2 separate regions of the Homo sapiens genome follow, and region 2 is linked to region 1. Evidence: read pairs that join two places in POLR2A ChIA-PET (ENCODE). Cell type or tissue: endothelial cell of umbilical vein. All regions are shown on one strand. Each heading gives the region's core, and the rest is flanking DNA. Links, peaks and the distances in the headings are about the cores only. Region 1 overlaps PTPN9 (protein tyrosine phosphatase non-receptor type 9). Region 2 overlaps SIN3A (SIN3 transcription regulator family member A).

What was found. ChIA-PET counts read pairs that join two places held together with the same protein. Peaks named below come from ENCODE experiments on the same cell type or tissue, not always from the same donor. Only the 100,000 strongest peaks of a DNase experiment are listed, where the experiment ranks them.
Region 2: POLR2A ChIA-PET joins it to region 1 with 5 read pairs; 3 of 35 experiments call an interaction of 5 or more read pairs at or near these places.

Annotation. Positions count from the first base shown.
Region 1 is chr15:75,531,159-75,534,073 of GRCh38, forward strand. The region is part of intron 1 of PTPN9 (protein tyrosine phosphatase non-receptor type 9); the gene reads right to left. Among named protein-coding and RNA genes, the nearest start is that of PTPN9, 47 kb to the right of the region's middle. In endothelial cell of umbilical vein, for the core only: a CTCF peak has its summit at 1,455 (motif pointing left); DNase peaks (open chromatin) are centred at 1,453 and 1,953; H3K27ac peaks cover 418 bases.
Region 2 is chr15:75,429,293-75,432,207 of GRCh38, forward strand. SIN3A (SIN3 transcription regulator family member A) reads right to left here. Exons shown (of 21, transcript NM_001145358.2): 2 at 895-1,116. The coding sequence starts at 1,083. Among named protein-coding and RNA genes, the nearest start is that of SIN3A, 21 kb to the right of the region's middle. In endothelial cell of umbilical vein, for the core only: no CTCF peak of the experiment used is centred there; no DNase peak of the experiment used is centred there.

The DNA of each region.
Region 1 (2,915 bases), core at 109-2,608:
CTTTATAAACCCCAGGAAAGTCTAAACGGCCTGAGGCTGCACCTGAGCTTTAGAGCCTTACGATTAAGGCAACATAGCTTACACCATTGGAGAAGGAAAGAACCAGCAAAACCAATCAGGCAAAGTGCATGAAAAGAGCCAAGAAATAAAGGCCATGAAGAAAAGCTTTCAGAAGATCATTCTGGCCTGGAACCAGCTGAAGCCACGCCAGAGAAATGAGTCCCAGAGAAGACAACAGGACAAACTTAGAATGCTCCTTCAGAAAATAGTTTGAATTGCCTCTGTGGAGTGAGTGGCCAGCATCAAAATGAGGAAAGATGGAAGGAAAAAGAAGTGAGCACAGAAAGATCCCAGAAATAAAACTCTAGCCAGTCAGTAAATTCCCCAGGAGACATGGTACCTGTTTTTGTTTTTTGTTTTTTCTGCTTTTTTTTTTTCTTTTGAGACAGAATCTCGCTCTGTCGCCCAGGCTGGAGTACAGTGGCGCAATCTTGGCTCCTGGCAAGCTCCACCTCCCGGGTTCACGCCATTCTCCTGCTTCAGGCTCCCGCCACCACACCCGGCTAATTTTTTTGTATTTTTAATAGAGACAGGGTTTCACCATGTTAGCTGGGATGGTCTCGATCTCCTCACCTCGTGATCCACCTGCCTCGGCCTCCCAAAGTGCTGGGATTACAGGCGTGAGCCACCACCCCCGGCCGAGACATGGTACCTGTTTTTTAATTAACCTATTATCCTTTAAATACAGTTCTCTAGTGGGCCTCTCTGATGTTGCTTATAGAATAAAACACCAGAATAATAGAACATATTTTTCCTGCTACTTAGCTGGGTATACAATTTCTAATAAAAAATAATCAACGGATAAATCAATGTATAAGTAGAAGTGGAAAATGTAAATGACCAAGAGGTGATATGAACTCATCACATATCCATCTGTTAAGATAAATTTTCATTTTTTGGCTGGGCACAGTGGCTCGCCCCTGTAAACCCAGCACTTTGGGAAGCCAAGGTGGGCAGATCATGAGGTCAGGGGTTCGAGACCAGCCTGGCCAACATAGTGAATGAAACCCTGTCTCTACTGAAAATACAAACAATTAACAGGGTGTGGTGGCAGGTGCCTGTAATCCCAGCTACGTGGGAGGCTGAGGCAGTAGAATCGCTTGAACCCAGGAGGCAGAGGTTGCAGTGATCCAAGATCGTGCCACTGCATTCCAGCCCAGGAGACAGTGCGAGACTCTGTCTCAAAAAAAAAAAAAGATAACTTTTCATTTTTCATAAATAAACCATGTCCTAATAAGAGAAAGGCATGCAGGTTTCACACACTTCCTTCAAAGTACATCTTGCCTTCCTTTTTATTAAGCTCAGTTCCTCCAAGGTCCTTAATGTTCTGTAGCTCCCAAGAGCTGTTGCCTTGAGCTGACCTCTGTCCCCCTGCTGGTCAGGATGTTATTCTTGGCTTTAAGCACAGGAACAATTCCTCCTGGTTTGGCCTGACCAGGCCTTGCATGTAGAGTCCAGTGTACTATAAACAGTGATGTGATATTTACAGATACAAATACACATGCGTAGCACCTGCTCTGTTCAGCCTCAGATTCACCCTCCTGCACACCCATCCCTCTGGTGGAAGAGATGAACCTCTAAAAGGAGTCAGAAAGAATGGCCTCATCTTCAACAACCTTCCTTTAGACAGTTAATCAGATTTCTCCCTCTGCTTACACATAGGTTTAACATGACCACTGAGTACAAAGTAATTTGTAGCTCTGCTGGTTACCAGAAAAACAAGTCCCAGCAACTTTAATCAGCAACACAGTCTTCAGAAGGGATAATTGAAATTCTCAAAATTAAAACTCAGTTTATTTCCTAGTGAAAGAAAGAATGAGCCAAAAGATGAGTCACAGCTTAGAAAATATTTTAACTCCAGGACAATGGTTTGAATCTATCTATGCTTATGAAACACAAGTTGTTAACACCTGGCAGCTAAGGAAGAGCTGGAGTTCAAACAGCTCTGGTCTTCCTTTGGGATAAGGTCTGAATTGATATATGGAGAAACTAACATTACCACTTACAACCCTCCTTAACCAGTTTTTCAGGTAAGGGTAAGATTTGTTTTGTTTTGCTTTTTTGAGACAGGTTGTTGCTTTGTCACCGAGGATGGAGTGGAGCAATCATGGCTCACTGCAGCCTCGACCTCCTGGGCTCAATTGATCCTCCTGCCTCAGCCTTTCCAAGTGGCTGAGACTACATGCACACGTCACCATGCCTGGCTAATTTTTGCATTTTTTAGTAGAGATGGGGTTTCACCATGTAGCCCAGGCTGATCTCGAACTCCTGGGCTCAAGAAATCCACCTGCCTCAGCCTCCCAAAGTGCTGGAATTACAGGCATGAGCCACCGTGCCTGGCCTCAAGGGTAAGATTTGTTCCTGCATAGTCAAAAAGCATACTATAATTATCTACTTCTCCCACAACCATGTTTAAATAAATAAAAACAAGTTTCTTGACTATGGCCATGAAGATAAAGATACTAGAGAACCTGCTATAAAACAGCTGAGAAAGCTGTCAATTAAGCAGGGTACACCCTGGACACAATTCATTAGTGTTGAAATAATGGTATCAGAGAGAATAAAACCAACAACATAGCCTCCATGTTACATCAAACTCCCAAGAGCAGCTATAATTTTGAGATGAGCTTTGGGCAAGGAACTAGCCACTCAAGAGGACAAGAATAATGTGCTGGCACTCTCAGTTCCACAGGTAGTACCTTAAATCCTATATCCCAAGACAACCTAGGAGAGTGAAGAGCCAGACCTGTAAGAAACCTGCTCTTGAAATAAACAAAAAACTTCTGTCTCCTGAAATATCAGTTACCTAGCAACAAAGGAGAAAGTTTAGTGTGGTTTTGGGGATTATAAAGAAC
Region 2 (2,915 bases), core at 183-2,682, 100 kb before region 1:
CACCTGTAGTCCTAGCTACTAGGGAGGCTAGGGCACGGGAGGACTGCTTGAGCCCAAGAGTTTGAGGCTGCAGTGAGTCATGATCGCACCACTACACCCCAACAGGGGCCACAGAGCAAGACACTATCTCCTAAAAAAAGAAAAAGGAAAAAAGTTATACATGTATTTTTGACTGCATGGGGGGAAGTCAGTGCCTCAACCCCCACACTGTCCAAGAGTCAGCCATATTTCACTACAATGATGTTTAATTCAGCTGTCTTTTTTAAAAATAAATAGCAAAACTGTCTTAATAAGTGCGTTGATTTAAATTCTGGCACAAGCTTCTTATTTTGTCATGAATTGCCACTGAGTGCACTAAGACAATATCACAATGTTCACAGCAGCACCTTTGTAAAAGCAAAAACCTGGAAACAGCCCAATAGTCCAACAGTAGAATTGACAAATAAATTGAGTATATGCATGTAATTTACACTACAGTGAAAATGGTGGAATTACAGCGATCTATAAAAATATGGGGTTTTTAAAACAAAGTGAGTCAAAGAAGAAAATGTTTCCATTTATATAAAAGTTCAAAAATACCGAAACTAAACAATTATGTTAGTTTTTTTAAGTAAATAAAGTCAAGGGAATGATAAATACAAAGTTTAGATCAGTGGCTACCTCTGAAGGGAGGGAAAAGAAGGGAGCAGAGTGGGATACGCAGGGAACTTCAAAGGTCATGACAACATTCTTTTTTTAAAAACTTGTATGGTGAGTACACAGTTATTTTTTTTTTTACCTTACACATACTCAACAATTTTTAATATCTAACACAGTATTAAAAAAAGTTTTATAATTGCCTAAAACCACTATTTCTCTTCCCTCATTCTAGTCCCTTGGTTGGCTCCAGCTTACCTGGTAGCTGGGTGTTACAGAGTACTGAATTCCCGTAGCTGACTGCATGGTCTCAGACACTGCTTCATACACAGGAGGGGCAGGGGCAAGCACCCGGTGCTGGTGAGGAAAAGCCTCTGTGCTGCCAGGGATCCGACGCTGCTGGGCTGCATACACCGGTGACTCCTGGTCATCCAAACGCCGCTTCATTCTGTGCTCATGCTCAGGGATGCACTACAAAACCTGCAGAAACCAAAAGCAATAGCATGCAAGTCAATTCTCACTCCAGTATGATGTACGCCACTTAGGACCAGTCACCCAAGTTTAGTAAAAGCTTGACTCCCAGAACTGATCATCTATTTCATCTTAGTGATGAAGTTTAAGTGCATGTGGGCATACCACCCCCCAACACAGTGAACAAGTTATAACTGAAAAAGACAAATATTTAAATAACATAATTTTAATTAATTTGGTATTATGAAGTTGAAAAATACGCTCCAATTTAAAAATATAAACACAACCTTGTTTCCCTTTATTCTCTAGTTTTCTCCTCAAATGCTATCACTCCTAATATTAATTACATATCTACATGCTGCAAAAATATTCAAGTGCTTCTTCTTTTTTTTTTTGAGACGGAGTCTCACTCTGTTGCCCAGGCTGAGTGCAGTGGTGCCATCTCGGCTCACTGCAAGATCCACCTCCCGGGTTCACGCCATTCTCCTGCCTCAGCCTCCCGAGTAGCTGGGACTACAGGCACCCGCCACCACACCCGGCTACTTTTTTTGCATTCTTAGTAGAGACGGGGTTTCACCGAGTTACCCAGGATGGTCTCGATCTCCTGACCTTGTGATCCATCCGCCTCAGCCTCCCAAAGTGCTGGGATTACAGGCGTGAGCCACCGCGCCCGGCCTCAAGTGCTTCTTCTTAAATCCTCTCAAAACCTACTACTATAATTGTGGTCTAATTTAAAATTTGTTTCAACAATTATAATGGTATCATGGAAAGAATACCGTGCCAGGAATGGGAAGACAAAGATTCTAGACTTGCCAATTTAAGATGCTACGTAACTTCAACAAGTTCCTCATTCTATGTGAATTTCAGTTTCTCCAACTATAAAATAAGAAAAGTTGGAACAGATCACTCCTAAATTTTCTTCTGGTTTTAACAGTTATAAGAAGAGATTCTCTTAGCTTAATAATACCTCCGTGGGAGACAATTTCATTCCTGCAGGACACAGTAATCTACTTGGCCCAGTAATCTACTTGGGTCTTCAGAGCTTTTCCATATCAGTATCACTAACACAAGCATAACACACCATCAGTGAGAAAGAATGAATCAGCCATCCAAAGAAAAAAGGCCCCACCACTTTTCCAGTCCCAAAAAAATCTCTTAAATAAGATACCACTGCTATGGAAAGAAGATAAAATTTACAGTAATAGTGGGAGATTTGGCAAGCCACCCCCTCATCTGAAATACGGTTAAGTTAAAAAAAAAAAAAATCTTTACCTAATTCATAAGTCTACCCAAGATCTTTTCTTTATCCTCTGGGAGCACACAAGCCCTGAAGGGAAAGTAGTCTTTACAAGGACTCTCCATGGCTGTTTCACCTTTTCTTTGTCCTCACTATAGTCCTCAATCTGCCTGCCACTCTAATCCTTAGCTCTGAAATCCTGTCTCAGGTTTTTCTCACATTTCACATACCTAAGTGGGACCCTGACACAGCAGCACAACCCATTAATTTGCAAGCTGGCTACTTTTATCTATTTGTAAACTCAAGCCACAAATATGCTCTCTGTGGCCTATATAACTTCAGACTAAGTCTCTCAGCTTTGTGTGTGATAATATGTGGAACTCAGTTAAATGGAGTTGAGAACGTTTCTGACAGCTGCTGAGGACAAATAATTTAAAATGTCTTAGCTAGTTATGCTTTCCTATGTTTTTCTAGCATGAAATAGCATGTTTAGCTTAGTATTCAAAAACCTTTTAGACATATTAAGAGGTTGAGTATATAGATTTATGCATGTTATTTGCCACTAATCAAC